Regions from separate parts of the Homo sapiens genome. Here region 2 is linked to region 1. The links are chromatin loops, found by intact Hi-C in ENCODE. Cell type or tissue: endothelial cell of umbilical vein. All regions are shown on one strand. Each heading gives the region's core, and the rest is flanking DNA. Links, peaks and the distances in the headings are about the cores only.

Region 1 (14,688 bases), core at 6,689-14,688:
TGTTCTCAACCCTGGATGCAGAATAGAATTGCCTGGGGAATTTTTTTTTTTTTTAATCAAGCCTGGGGTCCACCCCCAGTGATTCTGATTAAATTGATCTGGGATGGGTTCCAGGCATTCATGATTTTTAAAAGCTCTACAGGTTTTCAAAGTCTACTGTGCAACACCCTGCCAGACATGGGAATCACTACATTGGCTTATCTGATGAGAAAAGAAAATCAGGGAGTGGGGGTCCTAGCCAAAAAAAAAAAATTAACTGCTGCAAGTAGGACATATTTTGGCAGGGGGTCCCCTCCAACAAAGGCACCGATGGGAATGGCCCCTACCCTCAGCTTCGCTCTAACTGCTTTTATAAAGGGTCTAACTTTGGACCTCCTGTGTGACAGTGACTAATGATGTCTTTCATCAAGAAAGAAGACAAAGCAGAAGTGCCAGCACAATTAAGAATTGTGGGGCCATGGCTGGGCGCGGTGGCTTACGCCTGTAATCCCAGCACTTTGGAGGCTGAGGCAGGTGGATCACTTGAGGTCAGGAGTTTGAGACCAGCCTGACCAACATGGTGAAATCTCATCTCTACTAAAAATACAAAAAATTAGCCGGGCACACTGGTGCGTGCCTGTAATCCCAGCTACTCAGGAGGCTGAGGCAGGAGAATCGCTTGAACCTAAGAGGCCGAGACTGCAGTGAGCAGAGATCATGCCACTGCACTCCAGCCTGGGCGACGGAGTCAGACTCCGTCTCAAAAAAAAAAAAAAAAAAAAGAATTGTGGGGACATGGCTGGGCACGGTGGCTCACGCCTGTAATCCCAGCACTTTGGAGGTGAGGCAGGTGGATCACTTGAGGTCAGGAGTTTGAGACCAGTCTGGCCAATGTGGTGAAACCCTGTCTCTACTAAAAATATTTTTTGACAATTAGCCAGGTGTGGTGGCACACGCCTCTAGTCCCAGCTACTTGGGAGGCTGAGGCAGGAGAATTGCTTGAATCCGGGAGGCGGAGGTTGCCGTGAGCAAAGATCACACCATGCATTCCAGTCTGGATGACAGAGGGAGACTCTGTCTCAAAAAAAAAAAAAAAAAAAAAAAAAAAAAAGAATTGTGGGGCCAGGCTTGGTGGCTCACACCTGTAATCCCAACACCAATTTTTTTTTTTTTTTTTTTTTGGAGACGGAGTGTCGCTCTGTCACCCAGGTTAGAGTGCAGTGGCGCCATCTCGGCTCACTCCAACCTCCGCCTCCCGGGTTCAAGTGATTATCCTGCCTCAGCCTCCCGAGTAACTGAGACTACAGGCAAGCACCACCACGCCCAGCTGATTTTTTGTATTTTTAGTAGAGATGGGGTTTTATCATGTTAGCCAGGATGGGCTCAATCTCCTGACCTCGTGATCCGCCCACCTCAGCCTCCCAAAGTGCTGGGATTACAGGTGTGAGCCACTGCGCCCAGCCTAATCTGAGGTGGGAAGATCGCTTGATCCCAGGAGTTCGAGACCAGCCTGGGAAACATGGTGAAACCCCATCTCTACAAAAAAATACAAAAAGTAGCCGGGCATGGTGGCACGTGGTCCCAGCTATTTAGGAGGCTAAGGTGGGAGGATCCCTTGAGCCCGAGAAGTTGAGGCTGCAGTGAGCCGTGATTGCACCACTGCACTCCAGCCTGGGCAACAGAGCAAGACTGAGAAAAAAAAAAGAATTATGGTTGATTTTATTGTAACAAGAGCCAAACAAGCCGGGTGTGGTGGCTCATGCCTGTAATCCTAGCACTTTGGGAGGCCGAGGCAGGTGGATCACAAGGTCAGGAGTTCAAGACCATCCTGGCCAAGATGGTGAAACCCCGTCTCTACTAAAAATACAAAAGTTAGCCAGGGATGGTGGCAGGCTGAGGCAGAGAATTGCTTGAACCCAGGAGGGAGAGGTTGCAGCGAGCCAAGATCAGGCCATCGCACTCCAGCCTGGGTGACAGAGCGAGACTCTTTCTCCAAAAAAAAAAAAAGAGCCAAACAAATTCGGAACAAGCTTACCTTAAGTGTAGACAGGGATTGTGTTCCACCACTCTGGGAAGGAGTGTGCACTTGTGTGTCCATTTTGTGTCACGTAACTACATGTGTGTGGTGCAGACACTTGCGTGGGAGTAGGCTTACAATGCGCACAGGAGAGAACCTCTCCCTGGGACTTCCCTGGGTGGGAGGACATTGCTGCTGACATCACCAGGCTTGGAAATCCTTTCTTCAGGGAAAAGCCTCCTTCTAGGGGAATCCTAGAGCCGTATTTAGCATGTGCCTCCCCCTCTTGCCCAGGACCACTGTGGTCCTCAATGAGGAGGTGAGTGTGGACTGCCCCAGCTGGGGTGTGCCAGCCAAGCCATGTGCCTTTTTATAATTCCCTCAAAGGTGCCCAAAGAGCTGGCATAGCTCTGCAGACTCCGCCTTTCCCTGCTACATTCTCTCAAAGGAACAGTGGGAGGAATTTACATAAAGGAAATCACTCTGGTTTTGGCTACCACTAATCCTAAATCCTGGCCCTCCCACTTTATTTACTGCTTTCACTGTAAACTGAGGTTGTGAAACCTTTTTCACATGAATCCATGTATGATAGAGACTGCACCCCACCCTGCCCGGGCTTATAAGGAAATCCTGCCAGGCGCGGTGGCTCATGCCTGTAATCCCAGCACTTTGGGAGGCCGAGGCGGGAGGATCACGAGGTCAGGAGATCGAGACCACAGTGAAACCCCGTCTCTACTAAAAATACAAAAAATTAGCTGGGCATGGTGGCAGGCACCTGTAGTCCAAGCTACTCAGGAGGCTGAGGCAGGAGAATGGCGTGAACCCGGGAGGCAGAGTTTGCAGTGAGCCGAAATGGCGCCACTGCACTCCAGCCTGGGTGACAGAGCAAGACTCCGTGTCAAAAAAAAAAAAGGAAATCCTGTGAACTCAGAATTTATCTTCATTTTTTTTTTTACAACATGGGGTCTCTCTGTGTTGTCCAGGCTGGTCTCAAACTCCTGGACTCAGGCAATCCTCCCACTTCAGCCTCCTGAGTAGCTGGGACGACATGCACATGGCACTGTGCCTGGCCTTAAAATACCTTTTTATTACAAAATTGTTTTACTTATTAATAGAAATTTCAGAGAAAAAAAATCCATTGTTCTACCACTTGATTTTAATATCAAACCTATTAATATATTATCAAACCTGATTTTTTTTTTTTTTTTTTTTTTTTTTTAGTTTCACTCTTGTTGCCCAGACTGGAGTGCAGTGGCACAATCTCGGCTCACCACAACCTCCGCCTCCCAGGTTCAAGCGATTCTCCTGCCTCAGCCTCCCAAGTAGCTGGGATTACAGGCATGCACCACCATGCCCAGCTAATTTTTTATTTTTAGTAGAGACAGGGTTTCTCCATGTTGGTCAGGCTGGTCTCGAACTTACGACCTCAGGTGATCTGCCTGCCTCTGCCTCCCAAAGTGGGATTACAGGTGTGAGCCACTGCGCCCAGCCTGAACCTGATCTTTTTTTTTTCTTTTTAAGACAGAGTCTCGCCCTGTCGCCCAGGCTGGAGTGCAGTGGCGCGATCTCGGCTCACTGCAAGCTCCGCCTCCCGGCTTCACGCCATTCTCCTGCCTCAGCCTCCTGAGTAGCTGGGAATACAGGCTAATAAAAAATTAGCCCAGCTAATTTTTTGTATTTTTAGTAGAGACGGGGTTTCACCGTGTTAGCCAGGATGGTCTCGATCTCCTGACCTTGTGATCTACCCGCCTCGGCCTCCCAAAGTGCTGGGATTACAGGCGTGAGCCACCGCGCCCGGCCAAACCTGATCTTAATGATCAAACCTGACCTTGATATTTGGGTGAACTTCTCACCTGCCTTTAATTCATTTTTTTTTTAGATGGTGTCTTGCTCTGTCGCCAGGTTGGAGTGCAGTGGCGCAATCTCGGCTCACTGCAACCTCTGCCTCCCGGGTTCAAGCGATTCTACTGCCTCAGCCTCCCGAGTAGCTGGGACTACAGGTGCACACCACCATGCCCAGCTAATTTTTGTATTTTTAGTAGAGGTGGGGTTTCACCATGTTGACCCGGATGATCTCGATCTCCTGACCTCATGATCCACCCACCTCAGCCTCCCAAAGTGCTGGCATTACAGGCGTGAGCCACCGCGCCCAGCCTAATTCATACGATTTTAAAGAAAACAACAACATAAATGCAGGTATGCATACATAACGATTGTGTCTCCTGTTCGTTACTTAACACTGCATCGTAGGTGTCTGGAGTATTCCTCCATTGTCCTCATGAACGTGTTTTTTTAGTAGCTGCACAATATTCCACTAAAAAGATAAGTGTTGAAAATTGCCTTCTGGGTTTTTTTTTTTTTCTACACTCACCTAGGGGAGGGAGAGAAAAGAAAGATGGCTGGGAAGAGCTTTTTCTGTTTAGGATTCTGAGAAAAGCATCTCCAGGTCTGATTTGATATTCGGTTATCGGTCTAGTGTGCCCCTCCTAATCCTGACCTTCAAGCCAGCATAAAAGAACCTGGCCCCTTAGCAGGGGCTGACCGCTTTGCCTCCAGCAGAGCAGAGGCCCCTTAATTTGAAATGAAACGATTCTTCCATCAAAGGAGAGGGAGACTGGAGTTAAAATCGAACCATTCTAACGGCAGCACAGGAAAGTCCTTAAGCCTGCTTCTTCAAACATAGCACCTGGAAATGGTCCTGATTACACAGTGCTTGTCAGTAAGAGGGGAAAGTTATGAAAGAATAACTTTGTTTGGTGGTAGCTGCCTTGCTGTAGTCAAGGCACACACTTTCCACTTTGAATTATGTATTAACTAGCATTGCAGCTGAAGCCGCCTTGAAGAGAAAGCCCTGTTTGGGCAGCTGCGGGAACATAACCTGCTACTATTCGGGAGCCATTTTCAGTTCGCCCTCCTTAGCTTCAAGAGGTTTTCATGGTGGTCAGCCCAGGGAAAGTGGATGGGGATGAAACTTGGAGGGTTGGAGGCAGCCTGGGTAGCTTGGCTGCCATCCTCCATTCTGTTTTGCTTTGCTGGAAGTGATGGGCTGGATGCCAGGGAGGAGCAGTGAAGCGTTAAGGGCAGAGGGTGAGGGGGCAGCCTATAGAGCTTGGATGCCCCTCCTCCCGCCTCCCCTGCTCAAGCCACTCACTAGGAGACAGCGGAGCAGAACCGTGGGACGATGGAGCACCTGGGTCCTGGCAAGGTTGCTCTGCAGCTTCCGGCACTGGTGATGACAGAGAGGTTACGGGTGCAGGATATTTGAGCATTTCGTGAGTTTGGATTTGGAATTTCATTGAAAGGTGAAATCTTTGTGGAACTGTCAGCTTCAGTTACCTCCAACCTGCTAAAGCTTTGAGAAAGGCCCCTTGAACTCTCTGCACCGTCGAGTACTTTTCTCTTGGTTATGCCTCCAGTGTTGGAGGATTATTCCTGGCGTGCAAGGCACTCATTTAGGATTATTCCTTGTCACTGCCTGTGCTCACCTCCACCTCCAGAAGGCAGCACCCACACTTCTCATCGTGGCTTCTCCTCAGCCTTTTATTGTTGCATCTGCCTCCTAACAGATCTCCCATACCCCATTCCTAGTCCTTACCCCAAAATGCTGCCAGCCCAACCTTCCCCAAACAGTACTTGCAATCTACTCCTATCTTGCTCAGACATGTTCGGTAATTCCCCATAACCTACTGGATACAATTCAAACTCCTTATTTGGTCACTCCAAGTCCTCCACTCCGGTCCTAGCATCCTCCTCCTCACAGCAGCTAGAGGGTAACAGGCACTTCCTACACAGCAGGCCCGGCTGGAACAGGCCCTGCTGGAAGCTCCTTTATTTTTATTTTTTATTTTGAGGCAAAGTCTTACTCTGTCACCCAGGCTGGAGTGCAGTGGTATGATCTCGGCTCACTGCAACCTCCGCCTCCCGGGTTCAAGGGATTCTCGTGCCTTAGCCTCTTGAGTAGCTGGGATTACAGGCATGTGCCACCACGCTTGGCTAATTTTTGTGTTTCTAGTAGAGACGGGTTTCACCATGTTGGTCAGGCTGGTGGAACTTTAGTGTAGATTTCTTCTTCCACCCTGGCCTCTCTTGGCTGTCCTCTAAACACATGTCCCCCATTCCTACACCTGGTCTTGTACTTAAGCTATCCTTCCTACCTAAAATGTTCTTCCCTTTCTACATAGCAGCTCAGGTTCCCCATGAAACTGCCCAGCCTGTTCCAGCTCACAGAGACCTTTCCTGAAATCCTCAAACTCCTCATGTTGGATTCTCTCATCAATATTTAATTATAAACTGCCTTGTACAGTTTATACTTGTACTCTTTTTTTTTTTTATGAGACGGGGTCTCGCCCTGTCGCCCAGGCTCGAGTGCAGTGGCACGATCTCGGCTCACTGCAACCTCCGCCTCCCGGGTTCAAACGATTCTCCTGCTTCAGCCTCCCAAGTAGCTGGGATTACAGGCGCAAGCTGCCACACCTGGCTAATTTTTTGTATCTTTAGCGGAGACAGGGTTTCACCATGTTGGCCAGGCTGGTCTTAAACTCCTGACCTCGTGATCCACCTGCCTCGGCCTCCCAAAGGGTTGGAATTACAGGCATGAGCCACTGTGCCCGGCCTATACTTGTACTCTCAAGCACATTTGTCTTCAAAATGGGTAACGTTCTAGATGGCAGGGACCAGCCCGAGATCTCCAGGTGCCAAAGCAGTGTTCTCTACTCAGAGCAGGGCTTCAGCGTTTGTTAAATGAGTGTTGTAAGTGCAGCGTGAATCTTCTACTACTGAGCCAAATAGGAAGGCTTATTTATCCTCTGGAACCTGTGGAAAAGCCAATTCAGCAACATCTGAATTCATGTTTTTAAGTGATTGGGTGTGGAATTAGCCCTATTTCTAAATCCCCAGTGGTAAGCAGAGATAAACTCGAGCTTGATTGTAGCAGCCCCTTAAAGAAACCCCTCCCCACCTCCCCGTGAAGGGATGAATGCAAATAGGACACCACAAACTGGATGCTAATTACAGGCAAATCCTCCCTGGCATAGACTGCCATAAAGGTAAAGACTCTCTTATCTGCCTGATAACACCAGGTCCCTGGCCCTGCAGATCAGAAAAAAAGAGAGTGCTCCCTAGGGCAGGCCATTTAGGGGGCAAAGCCAATTAATTGGTACAGGCAGGGTGTTTGTTGTCCTCATGAGGTTCTATCTGGACCCACTGTTGGTTAAGGAGGTTTTCATGGACTCGTGAGGTTGTGCTGAACCAGCCCCACCACCTGGAAAACTCCGTGGAGCTGGCGGCGTGAGAAGGGCAATAAGCCTTGGGACACAGTTGGAGTCTAAGAAACTAACTAGGCATGAGATGGTCCTGGCCCAGCCCCAGGGAGACAAACTTGCACCCAGAGAAGTCATGTTGCTGCTGAGTGAGGACGGAAGGGATCCTTCCAAACTGGCTTCTCCATTCCTTGGGCTTCTAAACAGGTCACTTACAAGCAGCCAGTTGGCTGGATATGACTCAGACACATTATGTCTGGCCTGTGGAGTGTGCATGTGTGTGTGTGTGTGTGTGTGTGTGTGTGTGTGTGTGTTTCCTTCAACATTTGAATTACCAATGCTTAAAAAAATTAGGAGATTTCACATACAAAATCTGGATTTCTGGCTTCTCTTGACAACAGAGCACCTGGCCACATGAGGCCCTCCCTCCACAGGGAGATGAGCCTCTAAACGGAGCGTTTGCTCTCCACCAGGCTGATGCACTCATTTTTGCCCTTGCCAAGCCCCTGCTTATTTTCTCTGATGTTGCAGATTGCAAATCTGGGAAGGAGGAAGGATCAGAGATATCCTCATCTGCAGCAACTCCAGGGGTCTGTGATGCCTCTGGGTGTGCAGGAGGTAGCCCAGGGCTCCAGGGTTCATAATGCAAGAGAGACAAGACATTTTTCTTTCTTTCTTTCTTTTGAGATGGAGTTGCCCTCTTGTTGCCTAGGCTGGAATGCAGTGGCACGATCTCGGCTCACTGCAACCTCTGCTTCCTGGGTTCAAGTGATTCTCCTGCCTCAGCCTCCTGGGTAGCTGGGATTACAGGCGCCTGCCACCACACCTGGATAATTTTTTGTATTTTTAGTAGAGACAGGGTTTCACCATGTTGGCCAGGCTGGTCTCAAACTCCCGACCTCAGGTGATCCACCCGCCTCAGCCTCCCAAAGTGCTGGGATTACAGGTGTGAGCCACCACACCCGGCCAGGCAGTTTTCTTTTATTCAAACACTGATCCTTGAACTTGCTGTCACTGAGTGCTCTAGAGGGATGGCCATGTAGAACCCGTGGCATGGGCAAAGGATGCTGCTGTCTGGTTTACTAACACTTGCTGAGCGCTTACCCTCAGCCAATCTCTTCAAACTTCCTATCAGTCCGCCTAGCAATCCCATCTGTGGGATGAAGACACTGGGGCTTACTGGCAGACTCTAGAGCCCTCCCCTCCACCAACCTAAGGCTTCTTCTCCATCTTTGTGTAAGTAGGAATGGCTCTGGTAGGGCCCCTCAGGCCATCTGAAGTTCAAAACACATTGGCAGCTGGGCTGGATAGCATGCCTATAGGACTAGCTCCTAGGGAGGCTGAGGCGGAAGGGCTGCTGGAGTCCAGGAATTTGTTTTTGAGACAGCGTCTTGTTCTGTTACCCAGGCTGGAGTGTAGTGGTTCGATCATAGCTCACTGTTGCCTTGACCTCCTGGGCTCAAGCAATTCTCCTGCCTCAGCCTCCCTAGTAGCTGGGACTACAGGCACACTCCACCATGCCTGGCTAATGTTTTTTTTTTTTTTCTTTTCTTTTCTTTTTCTTTTTTTTTTTATTTTTATTTTTTGAGATGGAGTCTCACTCTGTCGCCCAGGCTGGAGTACAGTGGCATAATCTTGGCCCACTGCAACCTCTGTCTCCTGGGTTTAAGCGATTCTTCTGCCTCAACCTTCCCAGTGGCTGGGACTACAGGCACGTGCCACCATGCCTGGCTAATTTTTGTATTTTTTAGTAGAGATAGGGTTTCACCATATTAGCCAGGCTGGTCTCTAACTTCTGACCTCGTGATCCGCCCACCTCGGCCTCCCAGAGTGTTGGGATTACAGGCGTGAGCCTGCACCCGGCCCTGGCTAATTTTTTAATTTTAATTTTTGTAGAGACGGGGGAAGTCTCGCTTTGTTGCCCAGGCTGGTCTTGAACTCCTGGCCTCAAGCGATCCTCCATCTTCAGCCTCCCAAAGTGCTGGGACTACAGGTGTGAGCCACTGTGCCTGGCCAATAATGTAAGATGGGATTGTGTGGAGTAGGTGTGCCTGGGGTCTTTGCTTGCCTGCGGGGACTGAGGTGTGAGGTCTGTGGCCCAGACTGAGCAATGGTGGGCAGGCAAGTCCCTGAGCCCCTAAAACTTGCGAGAGGAGAAGTTTATAGACTGCAGCTCAGGTGCCTATAAATTTGTTGCAGCTTGGGAAGAAGTGATAGAAATTATATCAGGTGTATTTGGAAAACAGGTAAACTCTGTTTTTTGGTTTTTTTTTTTTTTTTTTTTTTTTTTTTTTTTGGAGACGGAGTCTCGCTCTGCTGCCCAAGCTGGAGTGCAGTGGTGCGATTTCAGCTCACTGCAACCTCCACCTGCGGGGTTCAAGCGATTCTCCTGCCTCAGCCTCCCGAGTAGCTGGGATTACGGGCATGGTGCCCGTAACGCCGAAAGTGCTGAGATTACAGGCTTGAGCCACGGCGCCCGGCCACTCATTTTTTAAAAACTAGTTATTAATTATAATTTCTCTTCAAGTTTTCCTGAGATGTAAAAACTCATCGCCTTCAGCTGGTTCTAAACTTCTTGTCTCTGCTAACAACTCTCCCCCCTCCTCGATCTCACCCCACCCCAGTGCACCCCAACTCACTTCATCTCACTTTACTCGAGTCTAGCACTATCTTTTAGGGACCTGAAAACTACTGTCGATAAGGTCAGTTGGGAATTTAGGAGGTCATGGATGTCGGAAATAAAGGTGTGAAAAAGAAGAGGAGGAATTGTTTTGGCTTTAAGACACCGGAACCTCCAAGGTTCCTACAAAACCGTTTGCAGCTTTTGCAAACCGCCTTAAAGTCATCAGCGCCCCACTGCGGAATTCAAAGCTAAGCTGTCACAATTGTTAACACCTTCTTTGACCAGCCTTTTTACATTTGACAATTCTCTTCAGCGCCTCTTTCCTGCCAGCAGGAAGGTTTTGCTGCCTTGGCTTTCGGGAGCCCCCTAGACAGCGAACTGCCCCTTCGCGTGCAGAAGTCGGGGAAGAGTGCTCTCAGCTCGCCTTCCTTGCAGGGTGAGTAGGTTTTGCGGGTTAGAGAGCGGGGCGTGGGGGCGGGGAGGGAGAGTAACAATTTTGGAAGTCCCTGCGTGGTATCTGGAAAGTTAACGACGCTTCAGGTTCTAGGTTGAGCCCAATGACCGTCTTGCCTTGGCAGCTGGTCCCAGGGCGATTGCAGAGCCGCGTGGCCTTCGGCCCCACTCGGGGGACCCAGCTTCGGAGAGGGCGCAGGGGCTGCGAGTCTTGCGAGCCGGAGCCGCGTCCACCCGGGACTAGGCGTCCCCGCCGAGCGCTGGCTTGTGGCGCTCCCTGGGACCGCGCGGGGTCGGGGGTGCGCCCGCGGGGGCCCTCCCACTCTGGTCAACTTTCCCGGCCCCAGGGCCGGGGGAGGCGCCTCTCCTGGCGGGCACGCGCCGGGTACTTAAGGGCGGCTCGGCTGGGCAGGCGGCAGTCGGAGCGCGCGGCGGCGCGGAGCGGAGCGGGAGGAGGGGCATGGAGCCGCCGCGGGCCTGCTGAGCTCCGGAGCGCGGCAGCCGGCGGCACGGTGAGCGCGGGCCGGCCGGCACCCAGGAGGGGAGGGCCGCGCGGGGCTGCGCCGAGGCCGGGGCGCGCCGGGTGGCAGGGGTGCCTCTCGCCGAGCCCCCCGCACCCGGCCAGCTCCCAGCCCTGCGGGCGCCGCGTCCGGCGCGGGGAGGCGGGTTGGGGGCGGCGGCAGCCCCGGGCTTCCCGGCGGCCGTTCCTGCAGCCCCCTCCCCACTGACCCCTCCTCCCTTTCTTCCTGCATCCTCTCCTCTTCCAGCCTCGCCTCCCTCCTCCCCGGCGGCTCCTGTTTTGTGAATGAATTAGGAGGCGGACGCCGGTGCGGGGCTCCAGGCTGGCTGGGGTACCCCTCCCCCGCACCTTCTACGACCTCCCGGGGGTTTGCACCTGTCCGGGCACCAAGGTACCAGGCGCCCACGTTCCTGCGGGTTAGCCGGGCCGCGGCAGCACGTGTCCGGGGGAGTGGGCTCCCCTCCCCTGGCCGGCCTGGAGGGGCCCGGAGGGCGGCCGGGCACAAGAGGAGGAGCCCCGTTGGGCGCACAAGTTTCCATGCCGCTGCGTGTGGCCCTGCCGCGGGGCGCACCTGTCAGCGGGAGAGACGCTGCACACCAGCAGCCCCTCAAAGTTTCGGAGGCTTGATGGAGAAGCGTGCGTCCTTGACTGGGGGTTCTCCTTCCGTAGTCCTGGGAGCCGGACTTGAGAGCGCCCCCAACCTTGTGCCCTTGAAAGCCGAGTGCGCGTTAGTTTGCCTGGGCTGGGCTCCCGTGGATGAGCGAAGGGCATGAGGAGGCGGCGGTCCAGGCTGTAGGATCACCCCACAGCCTCTGCCGGCTTGGGGTGACACAGCCCCCCGCCCCAGGTCTGGGCAGGAGAACCTCGACCACAGCCTGCACCAGCGCCTGATTGCACGTGGGGTATCTGGCTGAGGGACATTTTGGGGGCCTCTATTTGGGGGTGGGGGTAGTAACCTGGGTAATGCCTCTAATTCCTGCGGGGGAGGGGTCCCGCCCAGGGAAGGAGAGGGCCGGCTACACCGGGGATGCGCCTTTGTCTACAGGCACACTTTGCCAAGGTAGCTGGGGTACCAGGAAGAGCAGGGCCTGGTCCGACTGGGATCCCTTGGGTTTTCCGTTCCTTCCCGGTTGGGTCGTGGGAAAGCGGCACGTGGGTGTGGCCGGCGCCGCCTTTGCCAAGAGGCGAGGCTCGAGCGGGGATGAGAAGCGTGGCGAGTGCGTTCGCGGCTGCTTTGACCTGGTGGGCGCCGCCTCCGGCACTGCACCGAGGCGGGGCGCCAGCGCCCAGGTTGCTGGGCTGGCCTTGGCGCCCCCTTCCCCTACCCAGAGCGCAGGCAGGCAGGGGGGTCCCGCCGCGCCCCTTCAGCATGTAAGCTCCGGAGGGGAATGGGGGCGCTCCTAGGCTGCGGATGCAGGCCTGGGGACTCCTGGGCCGCAGGCGCGAGCAGTAGGGTGGCAACAGGGAGGGCTGGGAGTCCTGTGAAGGAAGCACACGGCGGGCTCCCCGGGACGGTGGGGCAGAGCGCCCGGAGGCCGCGCTTCCCGGAGAGGCTAGGCTGCCAGCAGCTCTTTTCGGGCCAACGCTGCTGGAAGGCTGCTAGTGCCGGAGTCTCAGGTCGATTTAGGCAGTGACTGCGTGTTCTTCGTCCCTTCTACGTGAGAGGCGTCCCGACAGGAAAGTGTGTTTGTTTTGGGGGCTCCGTTTCCTGAGACCTAAGAGTTGGAGCAAGCTTGGAAGCGAGGCATCATTGTCTGTAGACCTCAGTGAACATGGGGTTCTCTAGATCAGGCAGGTGGCAGAGAGGAGATAGTGTGGGTCAGAATGGGAAGGCCGGCAGCCATCCTTGCCACCTTTTCTTTCCCCTCCCTCACATCCCCCTCCCCACCTGCTCTGGAGGAAACCACAGTCACCCTCACCACTAGGGTAGCTCTTCGGGGCCGGAAGTGTTTCCATTTTTAGGGAAATGACTTACCTGAGACATGAGGCAGGAATCCATTAGAACTCCCATTGTGCTATGGGGAGACCAAGTCTCAGAGAACTGGGGCAAGGTCAGGCAGCCAGGAGGCAGAAGTGCTGTCTTAAACCCAATTCTCTAGTGCCAAGTCCTGGGCTGTTATAAAATACAGCTGTTTCCAACAGGGGAGATGTTAGGAGCCCTGACTTAGTTGCAAATGGAAACCGGGCATTGTTTCCAGGAGTGGCTGGGCAGGGGGACACGCACAGAGACGCATGCTGCACGGGCACTAGGACCAAGCGGATGGGATGCCCAGGCAGCCACTGTGGAGGCTGCTGCAGTGGTGGCTGCAGTTCCCTGTGCTTTCTTCAGCCCTGGGCTCTAGGAGGCTGTCCACTCCCCAGCTTGCATTTCCTGGTCTGCCTCTCCCCCTGCTTTCCCTTTCTTTCCTGCCTCTCAAGTAAAAGGTGAGAAAGTGGAGGACACAGGGAAAGTTTCTCTAATAACTGTCTTGAGAAAGGGAAGCTGCTGCTTTTTCCCAATGCCCCTTTGTTTGCTGTTTCTTTTGCTCCTGCACTTTCTTCTTGGGTCTTACTGGTGGCTGCACTTTACTGGTGAATATCCCCTCCAGGAGTGGGTGCAGGGTAGGGGGAAGCTCTTAGGCCACTGGCTGCCTCCCTGGCCCTCAGGTGCCCAGAGCTGCCTCAGGCTCACCCCCTTGAAGCTTACCTCTTCAGCGCTTTGGGCCAGGTAGAGCCCAGTTCTGCCACCCACCAGCCAGATGTCACGTGACCCTCTGGGCCTTGGCTTGTCTACCCCAGTGCTACACTAAGGGCTTTGTATGTGTCGCCCATTTAACCCTCAAAGATGCCTTGAGGTTAGTCCTGCAACCCACATTTTACAGATGACGTAAGGGGGCACAGACATCAAGTGGCAGAGCTGGGATCTGAACCCCAGTAGTCTGGCTTCTGAGTCTACCAAGTCTTATGCTCAGTAAGCGGTAACGGTTTTGATCAGTGGGTCATGTCCACTAGTAACAGAGAACACCCATGCTCCCACGGACTGGAAATGCTGCCTCCTGCCTGACCCTTCATCTCCTGCCTTCTCTCGCCAGATGCCGGTGCAGCTGACGACAGCCCTGCGTGTGGTGGGCACCAGCCTGTTTGCCCTGGCAGTGCTGGGTGGCATCCTGGCAGCCTATGTGACGGGCTACCAGTTCATCCACACGGAAAAGCACTACCTGTCCTTCGGCCTGTACGGCGCCATCCTGGGCCTGCACCTGCTCATTCAGAGCCTTTTTGCCTTCCTGGAGCACCGGCGCATGCGACGTGCCGGCCAGGCCCTGAAGCTGCCCTCCCCGCGGCGGGGCTCGGTGGCACTGTGCATTGCCGCATACCAGGAGGACCCTGACTACTTGCGCAAGTGCCTGCGCTCGGCCCAGCGCATCTCCTTCCCTGACCTCAAGGTGGTCATGGTGGTGGATGGCAACCGCCAGGAGGACGCCTACATGCTGGACATCTTCCACGAGGTGCTGGGCGGCACCGAGCAGGCCGGCTTCTTTGTGTGGCGCAGCAACTTCCATGAGGCAGGCGAGGGTGAGACGGAGGCCAGCCTGCAGGAGGGCATGGACCGTGTGCGGGATGTGGTGCGGGCCAGCACCTTCTCGTGCATCATGCAGAAGTGGGGAGGCAAGCGCGAGGTCATGTACACGGCCTTCAAGGCCCTCGGCGATTCGGTGGACTACATCCAGGTAAGGGCGCCTCCCTAGGAGCGTGTGTACATGGGGATAAGTCTGGACAGCCTGGCAAACTCTCCGCCAAGAATCTGAGGTCTGGTCTAGGTCCCTTGGGTTGTGCACACACCTGTGCACTTAAGAAGGCA
Region 2 (14,688 bases), core at 3,409-11,408, 130 kb before region 1:
AGAACAAGACTCTGTCTTAAAAAATAAAAAATGAGGCCGGCTGCAGTGGCTCACGCCTGTAACCCCAGCACTTTGGGAGGCCAAGGCAGGTGGATTGCCCAGCCAGACCAACATGGTGAAACCCCATCTCTACTAAAATACAAAAAATTAGCCGAGTGTGGTGGTGCGTGCCTATAGTCCCAGCTACTTGGGAGGCTGAGACAGGAGAATCATTTGAATCCGGGAGGCAGAGGTTGCAGTGAGCTGAGATTACACCACTGCACGCCAGCCTGGGCAACAATGTGAGACTCCATCTCAAAAAAAAATAAAATAAAATAAATAAATAAATAATGAAATAAACAATGCACTGGTTTTTAGTATATTTTCAGAGTGTGTAACCATCACCACAGTCAACTTTAGAAGTTTTTAAAATTTTGAGACAGGGTCTCCCTTTGTCACAAAGGCTTGAGTGTGGTGGTGTTGTGCTAGCTCACTAAACCTTGAATTACTGGGCTCAAGTGACCAACTTGCCTCAGCCTCTCAAGTAGTTAGGACTAGAGGCATGCACCACCATGTCTGGCTAATTTTTTTTTTTTTTTTTTTTTGAGACAGTCTCGCTCTGTCACTCAGGCTGGAGTGCAGTGGCATGATCTCAGCTCACTGTAACATCTGCCCTCTGGGTTCAAGCAATTTTCTTGCCTCAGCCTCCCAAGTAGCTGGGAATACACGTATGCACCACCATGCCCTGCTAATTTTTGTATTTTTAGTAGAGACGGGGTTTTGCCACGTTGGCCAGGCTGGTCTCAAACCCCTGACTGCAAGTGATCCACCTACTTCAGCCTCCCGAAGTGCTGGGATTACAGGTGTGAGCCGCTGTGCCCAGCCTATCTGGCTAATTTTTTAAATTTTTGTAGAGATGGGGTCTGGCTGTGTTGCCCAGGCTGGAATTTTAGAACAATGGCCCCCAACCTTTTGGGCACCAGGGACTGGTTTCATGGAAGACAATATTTCCATGGACGGGACGGTGTTGGGAGGGCGGGGATGGTTTCAGGATGAAACTGTTCCACCTCAGATCATCAGACTTTCCATTCTCATAAGGAGCACACAACCTAGATCCCTTGCATGTGCAGTTCACAATAGGGTTCACACTCCTGGGAGTATCCGTTGCCTCCAATGATCTGACAGAAGGCAGAGCTCAGGCAATAATGCTCCCTTGCTGCTCACCTCCTGCTGTGTGGTCCCGTTCCTAACAGGCCATGCCCGGTAACAGTCTGCAACCTGGGGGTTGGGGACCCCTGTTTTAGAATGTTGTTATCACCCCAGAAAGAAATTTCGTAACTATTAGCAGTCACTCCCTGCTTTCTCAAACTACCACAGCCCTAGGTAACCACTAAATCTACTTTTCCTATGTAGAGATTTGCCTATTCTGGACATTTCATTTCAATGGAATTATACAATGTGTGGGTTTTTGTGTTTCTTGTAGTTTTGTTGGCAGAAATATCTGTGAGTTTCAAGTGAGTAGGTGGTTTTCCGGGTTGCTGTGGGTATTTTGGGAAGTTGTTATCTGCCCAGGAGAAATGAGGCAGGTTAGTTTTGAGGTAGGAATGGCTTAGCAGTTCCCTGGGATAGAGCCAGTTAGCAAAGACATTTTAGAATTAGACTGACTTCCCTGTTAATGCAAGAGTACTAAGTAAAAGTACACGACACCCAAACTCCTTTTGCTACTCAGAATCACTGAGTAACACGCTGTGGGATCATCTTGAAGTCAACACTGTTTTGCTCAAAATATGTGTGTGGCTTTCAGGGAAGTCTTGGGGGAAGAAAAAAAAACAGTTATTTTACAAAGTTGACAGTCTGTTTTGTTACATGTAGTTATCGTAATAACATTTTTTTTTTTGAGACAGAGTCTCACTCTGTCGCCCAGGCTGAAGTGCAGTGGCGCCATCTCGGTTCAATGCAACCTCCACCTCCTGGATTCAAGAGATTCTCCTGCCTCAGCCTCCCGAATAGCTGGGACTACAGGCGCACGCCACCACGCCCAGCTAATTTTTGTATTTTTAGTAGAGACAGGGTTTCACCATATTGGCCAGGCTGGTCTCAAATTCCTGACTTCGTGATCCACCCACCTCAGCTTCCCAAAGTGCTGGGATTACAGATGTCAGCTACCGCACCTGGCCTTTTTTTTTTTTTTGGTGAGATGGAGTTTTCACTCTTGTTTCCCAGGTTGGAGTGCAATGGTGCAATCTTGGCTTACTGAAACCTCCACCTCCCGGGTTCAAGTGATTCTCCTGTCTCAGCCTCCCAAGTAGCTGTGATTACAGGCACCTGCTACCACACTCAGCTAATTTTTTGTATTTAGTAGAGAGGGGGGTTTCACCATGTTGGTCAGGCTGGTCTCGAACTCCTGACCTCAGGTGGTCCACCCGCCTCGGCCTCTCAAAGTGCTGGGATTACAGGCGTGAGCCACTGCACCCAGCCTAGCATTTTTTTTTTTTTTTTTTTGAGACGGAGTCTTGCTCTGTCGCCCAGGCTGGAGTGCAGTGGCATGATCTCGGCTCACTGCAAGCTCCACCTCCCGGGTTCACGCCATTCTCCTGCCTCAGCCTCCCGAGTAGCTGGGACTACAGGCACCCACTACCACGCCCAGCTAATTTTTTGTATTTTTAGTAGAAACGGGGTTTCACTGGGTTAGCCAGGATGGTCTCGATCTCCTGACCTTGTGATCCGCCCGCCTCGGCCTCCCAAAGTGCTGGGATTACAGGCATGAGCCACCGCGCCTGGCCACCTAACATTTTTTTAGTTACGTTAATTCACCAATATTCTACGCACTGCCTCCAAAAAAAGTTCAGAATGCGTCTGTGAACTCTTCCCAGTTTGGATTCACTTTTACCTTCTCTATATCTCATCTGTTGCACCACATCCTAAAATGCATAGCTAGTTTCCTACGGTCAGAGCAGAAAGAGGTCTCTCTCACACAATCCTTTGGGTCTCATTACCAAAGGGATTGATGTGTGATGTTTTCTTGAATCTTGTGCTGACCCAGAAATTACCCCATTTTCAAGTCACAAAGGAATTATCAAGTGTGATGGGCCCATGGTCATGTGAAGGTTATGGCCGTGCTTCCACAGAGTGTCTAAGTACAGAAAGTTTTTTCGAAATAAATAAAAACAAGCACACAAAATCTCATCCCTTTCATTTTTATACAGTCTTAACCATCATGTATGACTCTCTTCACTGCTTGGTGGGTAAAGGGGGAACTGCTGTTATTCTCCAGGGATTTATAAACTCATAGGTGGCACCTGTATCCTAGAAGGTAAAACTCAAACAGCCAGCCATTTGGCAGCCGTCTGTGGAACAGGCCAGCAGGAAGATAAACAATTGCTATTAGATCTGGGACTGTGGGAAGCAAGGAAACTGGGCTTTGCTTTGGGAACCTTTTTATGGAAGATTGGGAGAACTAAAAGCTCCCTAATGAGTTTAAAGTTTAGCATTATAGGAAAAGCAAAAAAAAAAAAAATCTGAAAAATCATTGTTAACCAGAAAAAGGGTGTGTTAGGATTATTTTAATTGAAAAACAGTCCAACTGGCATGAGCATTAGAGGGTGTTTATTGGCTTTTCTATCCAGAAAGTCGAGTGGGTGGAGTACACCTGGGTCCCGGAGCTGAAAAGATGCCATCGGGTCTCTTCTTCTTCTTCTCCCTCCCTCTCAGGCTGGCTCTCCCTCTGTGTTGGTGTCATTCTTGTGTGGGCTTTTTCCACATGGTGGCCACTGGCAGCTCCAGATTAGTCTCTTCAATGGGTGGTGGGGAGGGGAATTTATCTTTCCCAGTAGTGTCAATGTGGGTTTCAGGATCGAATCTCATTCCCTGTTCCTGAACCAGTCATGGTGGTGGGGATGGAATGGAAGATCCTAACTGGCCAGCCTGGGATACAAGTTCACACCTGGAGGGGGAGAAAGTGGGTATAGTTAGCCCACTCAAACCACACAGACTGAGAGTAAGAAAGGGATATTTCTCCAAAAGAACACCATGGTGGTGTTGTTACCAGAAGAGAGAGTAGATGCTAGGTGTAATCACATGTCTGCCCACTACAGAGAGGAAGTCCAGAGCTCATTTGGCCAGGATAGTATGTTCACAGAAGTAAATGACTGTTCTCTGCTAAAGACTAATGAGAGAAAATAGGAATAAACAACAGTAAGGGCCCGGCACGGTGGCTCATGCCTTTAATCCCAGCACTTTGGGAGGCCGAGGCAGGTGGATCACCTGAGGTCAGGAGTTTGAGACCAGCCTGACCAACATGGAGAAACCCTGTCTCTACTAAAAATATAAAATTAGCTGGGCATGGTGGCACATGTCTGTAATCCCAGCTACTCAGGAGGCTGAGGCAGGAGAATCACTTGAACCCGGGAGATGGAGGTTGCAGTGAGCTGAGATCACGCCATTGTACTCCAGCCTGGGCAACAAGAACAAAACTTCGTCTCAAAAAAAAAAAAAAAAAAGACTATGTTAAACAACAGTAAGAGGGACTTTAGTAATAGGTTTCAGAAAAGCTAGAAATAGATCAAAGTTTTATAAAGCAAATCCCATTTTTCCACTGTTTTCCATTGCAAAGTCATGACTACATTCCTAAAAGGAAACACCCACCAGATTTTCTGAGTTGAGAACTTCTGATTTTAGAAAGTAGCTATGGGCCGGGCGCAGTGGCTCACGCCTGTAATCCCAGCACTTTGGGAGGCCGAGGAGGGCGGATCACCTCAGGAGTTCGAGATCAGCCTGGCCAACACGGTGAAACCCCGTCTCTACCAAAAATACAAAAATTAGCCAGGCATAGTGGCAGGCACCTGTAATCCCAGCTACCTGGGAGGCCGAGGCAGGAGAATTGCTTGAACCGGGAGGTGGAAGTTGCAGTGAGCCGAGATCAAGCCATTGCACTCCAGTTGGGTGACAGAGCGAGACTCCATCTCAAAAAAAAAAAAAAAAGAAAGTTATGATAGCTGCAAATCTGTAATATATACCAGGCCTTGTAATATATCAGTGATATAACACCTGCCAGAATTGCAGTTGTGGAGGTCTTTTAGAAGTTGGAGGCTATTTCTGTTTTTCTTTTTTTGAGACCTCACTGTCACCCAGCTGGAGTGCAATGCTGCAATCATAGCTTACTGCGGCCTAGAACTTGTGGGCTCAAGCAATCCTCCTGCCTCGGCCTCCGAGTAGCTAGGACTACAGGCACACATCACCACACCTGGCTAATTTTTTTAAAATTATTTTTATAGAGATGGGGTCTCCCTATGTTGCCCAGACTGGTCTCAAACTCCTGGCCTCAAGTGATCCTCCCACCTCAGCCTCCCAAAGTGCTGGGATTACAGGTGTGAGCCACTGCACCTAGCCCCCTCTTCTTTCTCTTAGCAAACAATTCATTTACCCTTAGGCCTCAGACATTTTTTTCTTTTTTTCTTTTTTTTGAGACAGAGTTTCACTATTGTTGCCTAGGCTGGAGTGCAATGGTGTGATCTCGGCTCACTGCAGCCTCTTCCTCTGGGGTTCAAGCGATTCTCCTGCCTCAGCCTCCTGAGTAACTGGGATTACAGGTGCCCGATACCACGCCCAGCTAACTTTTTGTATTTTTAGTAGAGACGGGGTTTCACCATGTTGGCCAGACTGATCTTGAACTCCTGACCTCAAGTGATCCACCCACCTCGGCCTCCCAAAATGTTGGGATTACACGCGTGAGCCACTGCGCCCAGCCGATGCAGACATTTTTTTCTATGCTACAATATTCCATAACTCCGTGTTGAACCTCCAAGGACTTCTTCATCATTTTATATAATAGAGTGAACTACAACTACAGTGTCACATTTTGGCAACAGTGTTGTGCCACAGCCTGAATCTCTCTTAAGAGCAGAGCTTCTGCTTGCATAAGATTAGAGCCCATCTTAGGACTGAAGTCCTAAGATGGACTCTGGATTGGAGGTGTGGTTTAGGACCACATGCAGAGGTGCAGGCTTAGGACCACATGCAGAGATTTCCCAGGCTCTTTGGAAGCAAGAAAAGATGGGGGTGGGGAGGGCAGAAAGGAGGATGGGCAGACAGGTGCAGCCCTCAGCAGGTGCTCCGCCTTCACAGCTCAGCAGATGCGGCGGATAAGGCCAGTGAAGAGTGTGGATGTGATTTAGAAGAGAATGGAATCACAACCTATAACATAAAAAACTGCACGTAGACTTTGCCTGCAAGGCTGTCAGTTTAAACACGAGAATGGTAAATTTAGATGAAAAATAAGTATAGATTTCTCAAGCATTTATATTACTTCTTCCCCATCCTCTCTTTCTTAATTCCTGAAATTTATATCAGGACTGTATATTTGAATCCTGTTTACTCATCCATCCATTCATCCATTCATTCATTTAGCAGGTAGTTACTGAGCACCTGACATGTGCTAGGACTCTTCTAGGCATTGGGGATACAGCAGGGAACAAAAGAAAATCCTTGACTTTATTATAGAGTTCACATTCCAAGGAGGAGAGCAGACAATAAGGAAATACACAACCTGTCAGGTGATATTAAGTGCTAAGACAAATGAAGCAGGGTGAGAGGAGTAAAGAGTGGCAGGGGAAGGAGGGTGCCGTTTTATATGTGACAAATGTGATCTGTGAGCAGAGACATGATAGGGTTTGGGAGCAAGCTGTGAGGCCACCAGGAGGAGCAGCAGCAGATGCAGAGGGGAAGTGAGGCCGACTCCTCCGAGCCAGGATCACTTGGCCTACTGGAGAATAGCAAGGAGGCCAGGAAGCAAGGGAGAGTGTTAAAAGATGAGATCAGAGAGAGAACAAAGGAAGGCGGGGGATGGGGACTGCTCATATTCAGGGAAGAAGGGAAACCACTGAGGGGTCTGGGCAGAAGCATGAAGGGGCCAGACTTATGATTCAAACCAAATAGCTCCATCTGCAATGGATGAAAAAGGTAGAAGCAGGGAGACCAATGAGGGGATTATTGGAGAAACCCAAAGCAGAGTTGATGGGCCAGGGTGCTTGGGGTAGAAGTGGGTTCTCATCCTGGAACCCCTATTTCTACTTATTCCTTCTTTACTTTTTTTCTTTTTCGTCACTGTTCTTTATAGTGTGTAATCTTTTTCCTGTTCTCTGCTAAAGACTAATGAGAGAAAATAGGAATAAACAACAGTATAGACATGAATGGTAGAATTTGTAGTTATATAGTTTTGAGGCCAACCAGGGGTTTTGTTCTGGATCTGTCTGGTCATCTCTCACCTCCCTGCCACCCCTAAAAAGGTTGCTGAGTATGGGGCTGGGCTCAGATTATGATAACACTGTTCCAGGCTACACATTTAGAAGGCGCTGCTGTGGATAGGAGAGAGGATCAGCAAGTCCTACGAAGGGGGGACTCAGGGTCAGGGTCTTCCCTATTTCTGTTGATTAGGAAACTCAGCCATGAGCTTAGATCTAATATTGATCATGTCCAGGATGCTCTGAAAATGTTTCCTTGTGGAAACTGCTCCCATCACTGGCAGTTCCACAGAGGGAAATTATACAGGAATGGAGAACTGCAGCAAAGGCAGGAGGCATTGCCTGGATCATAGAACGTCAGTGCTGGGAGTGACCTTAGAGATCGTATCAGGCTGGGACTAGACAAACACAGGAGTCTCAACTACCAGGCCCATCTTCGTTCCACTCACTATGCTGACTCTCCAAACAATAGGCAGCCCTTGCTGGGAGAGCTTTAGAGATGGTTTTCAGCATCTCTGCGTTCATCCCATCACAGGGTGACTGGTTTATTTGCCTTTTGATCGTAAACAGTAATGAATCCTTTCTTTTTGTTTTCAACCCCAGGGGTTGCCCTGCTGTCAGACGTCTATCCTGAGAAAATCTTGCCGGACTTGTTGGCTCAATATGACAGCAGCAAAGACAAGCACACACCAGAGACCAGAATGAAAGTCGGGGAAGTCCTTATGCGAATCGTCAGGGCATTAGGTGAGTTTTCTTGTTCCATCCACCTGGAAAAGGGTGGAGGATCAGTGTGACTTTGAAACCAAAATGTGTGTACCTGGGGGCTTGTTACACTAGTGTGGTGAGGGTAGTTTGAGGGCTGGGATGTACCCATTTAGGAATTTAGGAAATATTCCGATGTCTACTATGAGACTGAAAGCAACAATGTCCTTTTTCTTAAACCTGCTTAGTCTCTCGCCAGGTGCGGTGGCTCCTGCCTGTAATCCCAGCACTTTGGGAGGCCGAGGCAGGTGGATCACCTGAGGTCAGGAGTTCAAGACCAGCCTGGTCCACATGGTGAAACCCTGTCTCTACTAAAAATACAAAAATTAGCTGGGCGTGGTGGTGTACGCCTGTAATCCCACTACTCGGGAGGTTAAGTCAGGAGAATCGCTTGAACCTGGGAGGCAGAGGTTGTGGTGAGTCGAGATCGCGCCACTGTGCTCCAGCCTGGGCGACAAAATGAGATTCCATCTCAAAAATAACAACAACAAAAAAAACTGCTTAGTCTCCTTCCCTGGGAGCTGTGTTGGGCCCTGATTTTCAATGGAGCTGGAATTAGAAGTCTCACACTTGAGCAGCAGCAAGCACAAAAAGAAGAGGAATGTCAGCTGGGCACCATGGCTCACACCTGTAATCTCAGCGCTTTGGGAGGATCACTTTAGGCCTGGCAGGAGTTCAAGTCCAGCCTGGGTAACATGGCAAAACCCCATCTCTACCAAAAATTAGCCAGGATTGGTGGCACACACCTGTAGTCCCAGCTACTCAGGAGGCTGAGGTGGGAGGATCACCTGAGCCTGGGAGGTCGAGGCTGCAGTGAGCAATGATTGTACCACTGCACTCCAGCCTGGGCAATAGAGCGAGACTCAGAAATAAAGAATAGGAATGTCAAGCAGGGAAGGAAGAGTGCTGACTCTTGCTGAATGTCTACTGCATGCCAGGTTGTCCATATATATAATCTCATCTAATTCCCCAACAAATCTTGTAAACAGGCTGTTACTAAACCTGTTTTACAGATGAAGAAACTGTAGCTCAAACATTTTCAGCAATTTGTCCAAGACTCATTCAGCTGGTAAGTGATAGTGCTGAGAACTGAACCACCAACTTGAAGGAAGTTACTCTAGGCTGTATAAGCTGACAATAGTAGTTAAGGGATAGGCTCTAGACTTACACTGCCTCACTTCAAATCCTGAACTGCCGCGCTTTTTTTTTTTTCATGGTAGAGTTGGGGTCTCACTATGTTTTCAGGCTAGTCTCAAACTCGTGGACTCAAGCAATCCTCCCACCTCAGCCTCCCAAAGTGCTGGGATTATAAGCATGAGCCATTCTGCATCTTATTGGCTGTGTGATCAGGGAAATGTTTCTTTCTTTTCTTTTTTTTTTGTTTTTTTCAAGACAGGGTCTTACTCAGTCACCCAGGCTGGAGAGCAGTGGTGCATTCATGGCTTACTGCAGCCTGAACCTCCTGGACTCAAGTTATCCTCCCTCCTCAGCCTCCCACATAGCTGGGACTACAGGCATATGCCACCATGCCCAGTTAATTTTCTATTTTTTGTAGAGGCAAGGTCTCACTATGTTGCCCAGGCTGGTCTCAAACTCCTGGGCTCAAGCAATCCTCCTGTCTCTGCCTCCCAAAGTGCTGGGATTACAGGTGTGCGCCATCGTGCCCAGCTGAGGGGAATGTTTCTTAACCTTGGGTGCCTGAGTGTTCTAATGTGTGAAATGATGATATTATGGGTTTGGTTTTTGTTGTTGTTGTTGTTATTTTTGCAACAGTGTCTCCCTCTGTTGCCCACATTGGAGTTCATTGGCACGGTCATGGCTCACTGCAGCCTTGACCTCTTACGCTCAAGGTATCCTTCTACTTCAGCCTCTTGAATAGCTGGGACTAGAGGTACATGCCACCACACCTGGCTAATTTTTGTATTTTTGTAGAGATGGGGTTTTACCATGTTGCCCAGCCTGGTCTTGAACTCCTGGCCTCAAGCAGTCTTCCCACCTTGGCTTCACAAAGTGCTGAGATTACAGGCATGAGCCGCTGCACCCAGCCAGAATGAGGATATTAATAACACTTAACTCATAGGTCTGTTGTAAAGATTAAATAAGGTGATTCTTACAGTGTTATTTGGCATACAATAAGGGCTCAGTAAAATTTTATTTTTGCCTACGCAAAAAAGATTTAAACATTTTTTAAAGATTAAAAATGAAGGAAAACAAATATTTTTTGCTGTTTATTGAGTGCTCATATGAAGCTAGGAGGTGGGACCCTAGGGAACAAGGACAAAGAAAACAATAGTTCATTCTGAAGAGAGAGGTTAAATTAAGATGAATTTCTCCATAAGCCAGCAAGTACACTTTGAATATTTTTATACTGGGCTATATAACATAGAATTGAGAGAAGATTCATTTATTTAACCTGTGCTCCATAGACTTAACCATTAGCTGTCACACTGAATATCACTAGAAGCCTTAAAATAAGGCAAATCAATCATACAGGTGAGAGCCAGTGGTGTACAGTATCCATTTGAGCCAGCTAGCGGCCATATTGAATTTTGAGAATGAGGTTCCGTTTTAGGGCTGTGTTCTTGTCATGCATGGCCTATATCAGATTGTGTTATAAAGTATAGCTGTTGGTGGTTAATATTTGGCTTAATAACAGTGCCACACTTCTTTTATTCTTTAAGTTATATCAGCACTTCTTAGGTACTGCTGTATTTGTCCTTGGCTTTTTAGTAATTCCATTATATACTCACTAGCCTATTATCTAAGGCAGAAAAAGAAGATATAATCTTAACTTCAGCTTGGGCAATTTGTCTGTGAGCTATAGTAAAACTTGTAAATTTTACTCTTTATCTGGTAGGGGAAGATTTTGGAGAACAAAGTGGAGGTGGGGTATCTTTTTGCCACTTGCATCAGGAGATCACACTGAATCCCTCCTTCATCAGCACTTCAGAGGATTTATAGAAATTCCATATAGCCATGCACTGTTTGTATGGACATAGCCCTTAATTTTCCTAATTTCTAGGTGACTGTTCTGGCTAAGGATGATAGAACCTAGGTCTCCAACCACTTAAATCCTTGTATCAGTGAAAGGAGAATTACTTGAGAGTGAAATTTATTTTGTTTTTGTTTTTTTTTTTCTTTTCTGACCAATGGATTCATGTCACAGAGAGTGAAATTTATTTATTTATTTATTTAATTTTTTTTGTTTTTTTGAGATGGAGTCTTAGCCAGGCGTGGTGGCTCACGCCTGTAATCCCAGCACTTTGGGAGGCCAAGGCGGGCGGATCATGAGACCGAGACGACGATCAAGAGATCGAGACCATCCTGGCCAACATGGTGAAACCCTGTCTCTACTAAAAATACAAAATTAGCTGGGCGTGGTGGCACGTGCTTGTAGTCCCAGCTACTCAGGAGGCTGAGGCAGGAGAATCTCTTGAACCCGGGAGGCAGAGGTTGCAGTGAGCTGGGATTTCACCACTGCAACGCCAGCCTGGCAACAGAGCCAGATTCCGTCTCAAAAAAAAAAAGAGATGGAGTCACCCAGACTGGAGTCCAGTGGTGCCATCTTAGCTCACTGCAGCCTCTGCCTCCTGGGTTCAAGCGATTCTCCTGCCTCAGCCTCCCGAGTAGCTGGGACCACAGGCCCACACCACCACGCCCGGCTAATTTTTGTATTTTTAGTAGAGACAGGGTTTCACCATGTTGGACAGGCCGGTCTCGAACTCCTGACCTCAGGTGATCCGCCTGCCTTGGCCTCCCACAGTGCTTGAATTACAGGTGTGAGCCACTGCACCCAGCTGAGAGTGAAATTTAAAAATACATTTTTTTCTAAGAAGAAAGATGAACTTTCTATATTTGCCTTAGTTCTGAATTTGGATCTAAAACATGCCAGACAAGTACACCATTATAATAAATCATTCTCTCATAGTAGGTGTGAAGGGTGTACCACTGGGATTATCAGAGCTGAGAAGAATATAAACCATACATAGACAACATCAACGTAACATGTATTTTCTCTGGTAGACCGCTACCTTTGGGATGATAAACACTAAAAGTACATATTTCAGAGTCCCCATTGGCCAGTCCAAATCATTTCCTGGGGTGAAAGTGGAGGTGGGGATGAAAGGCTGGATAGAGTTGAGGTGAGGCCTTACTCCTCCTTACATAGTCTTATAATTAGCCCAATTTCCAAAACAGCCTTCTGGCATTTCAAAGCAAATTCCACTAATTCTCAAAGTTCCCTTCTTTCTGTAGCCTACTCTTCAGAGTGTCCAACTGTAAACATAGCCTTAGCTTTAACTGCTAGTTTCTGTTTCACATCATCAACTTGTCCTGGTGCATAGATGAAGTGGTGTGTTGAAATCCTTTGAATAACATTAAAGCCCAATTTGACAACATAGCCAATATTCTTTGTTTTCTAGTGTTGTGGAAATGCTGTGAATAGCCACTTGGTAAAGCTTCTCTAATAAGTCCCCTAGTTCCCTCAGCCTAGGCCTTGCTCTCTCCCCACCCCTACCTCTTCTCTGCAGTGGTGGGAGTTGGTGGGAGAATGCGGCCCACCCGTGGGAGCAGGGTGCAGTACACTATGTTACCTCTCCACATCATGCTAGTTCCCTAGCCACACCTACTTGTCTTCCTGCCACTAGATCATAGTGCAAAATCAGCAGGAGCTTTTTTTCTTTCCATTAAAAAAAAATTGAGGTAATACATATATACAGTAAAGTATATAAAGTATATGATTTTTTTTTTTTTTTTTGAGACAGGGTCTCGTTCTGTTGCCCAGGCTGGAATGCAGTGGTGCGATCATGGCTTACTGCATCCTTGGCCTGTCAGTCTGATCTGCCTCCCTCAGCTTCCCAAGTAGCTAGGACCACAGGTGTGCGCCACCATACCTGGCTATTTATTAAATTTTTTATAGAGATGGGGGTCTCGCTGTGTTCCCCAGGCTGATCCCGACCCCCTGGGCTCAAGTGATCCTCCCACCTCCACCTCCCAGTGTGCTGAGATTAAGGCGTAAACCACAGCACCCAGCCTGAAGTATATGAATTTTTTTTTTTTCTTGAGACGGAGTCTTGCTCTGTTATCCAGGCCGGAGTGCAGTGGTGTGATCTTGGCTCACTGCAACCTCCACTTCCCAGGTTCAAGGGATTCTCCAGCCTCAGCCTCCCGAGTAGCTGGGACTACAGGCGCGTGCCACTGCGTCCAACTAATTTTTGTATTTTTAGTAGAGATGGGGTTTCATCATGTTGGCCAGGCTGGTCGCAAGCTCCTGACCTCAGGTGATCCACCCACCTCAGCCTCCCAAAGTGCTGGGATTACAGGCGTGAGCCACTGCGCCGGGCCCAGGAATATTTTTGAAGATATTTGTTGCTAAAATGTCTTCCAGAGAAGTTGTGCCAGTTTATATTATCAATGTTTGTCTGTACCCTCAAAAGTATGATATATTCTATGTATTATCATTTTTAAAAATCTTTATCAAGAAGATATATAAAGGAATGCTATCTTGTTTTTATTTCCATTTATTCAATTGATAAGGTTAAATATTTTCCATATATTGACTAGTTAAGATTCCGTGTATGTGGAGGGTGTGCATGTGTGTGTGAGAATTACATATTCTAGTCCGTTGTTTTTTCATTAGGGTATCAATTTTGTTTTTTGACTTTTTTTTTTTTTTTTGTAGTGGAGTCTCGCTCTGTCACCCAGGCTGGAGTGCAGTGGCTCAATCTCAGCTCACTTCAACGTCCGGCTGCCAGGTTCAAACAATTCTCTGCCTCAGCCTCCTGAGTAGCTGGGACTACAGATGTGTGCCACCATGCCCGGCTAATTTTTTTTGGTATTTTTAGTAGAGACGGGGTTTCACCATGCTGGCCAGGCTGGTCTCGAACTCCTGACCTCGTGATCTGCCCGCCTCGGCCTCCCAAAGTGCTGGGATTACAGGCGTGAGCCACCACGCCCTGCCCTTGTTTTTTGATTTTTAAAAGTTTTATGTATTTAAAGATCTTGAACCATTGACATTTATATCATAAATATTTTCTTTTAGTTTTATTCATATTTTCTTTTTCATTTTGTTTTTGACACACAGAAGTTTTTAATGTCAATGAAGGTAAATCTATCTTTTACCTTATGATTTTTCTCTTATATAGAAAACAGCTTTCCCAAACCAGGATTACATGAGTATGAATCTATCTGTCTGTCATTCTCTCTCTCTCTCTCTCTCTCTCTCTATATATATATATATATATATATATATTTTTTTTTTTTTTTTTGAGATAGGGTCTTGCTATGTTGCCCAGGCTGGGCTTGAACTCCTGGGCTCAAGCAGTCCTCCTGCCTTAGCCCCATGATTAGCTGGGATTATGCACACGAGCCACTGCACCTATAGTTCCAGCTACTCAGGACTCCGAGGTGGGAGGATCTCTTGAGCCCAGGGGTTTGAGGTTGTTATGAGTAGCTGGAACTTTAGGTGCGTGCCACCACACCCAGCAAGGCTTTATATATTTTTATGTCTACTTTTCAATGTAGAAAATATTGTGGAAGGAGGCTAGGCGAGGTGGCTCACCTCAGCACTTTGGGAGGCCGAGGTGGGCGGATCACAAGATCAGGAGACCAGACCATCCTGTCTAACACCGTGAAACCCCGTCTCTGCTAAAAATACAAAATTAGCCAGGCATAGTGGCGGGCGCCTGTAGTGCCAGCTACTCGGGAAGCT

The links. A loop is a pair of places that touch in the nucleus more often than their neighbours do. Peaks named below come from ENCODE experiments on the same cell type or tissue, not always from the same donor. Only the 100,000 strongest peaks of a DNase experiment are listed, where the experiment ranks them.
Region 2: it touches region 1 in a loop (8-fold over the local background); 7 of 110 quality-filtered maps call a loop at or near these places.

The regions. Positions count from the first base shown.
Region 1 is chr16:69,095,475-69,110,162 of GRCh38, forward strand. It overlaps HAS3 (hyaluronan synthase 3), which reads left to right and starts at 10,179. Exons shown (of 4, transcript NM_001199280.2): 1 at 10,179-10,313; 2 at 13,922-14,557. The coding sequence starts at 13,922. RefSeq lists enhancers at 2,338-3,163, 4,588-5,089, 9,844-10,392, 13,889-14,688 and a silencer at 10,526-10,805. In endothelial cell of umbilical vein, for the core only: a CTCF peak has its summit at 10,141; DNase peaks (open chromatin) are centred at 7,487, 10,117 and 10,567; H3K4me3 peaks cover 2,363 bases.
Region 2 is chr16:68,966,208-68,980,895 of GRCh38, forward strand. TANGO6 (transport and golgi organization 6 homolog) reads left to right here. Exons shown (of 18, transcript NM_024562.2): 15 at 7,821-7,961. Among named protein-coding and RNA genes, the nearest start is that of TANGO6, 130 kb to the left of the region's middle. RefSeq lists enhancers at 6,300-6,800, 11,515-12,015. In endothelial cell of umbilical vein, for the core only: a CTCF peak has its summit at 6,661 (motif pointing right); a DNase peak (open chromatin) is centred at 6,744; H3K27ac peaks cover 845 bases.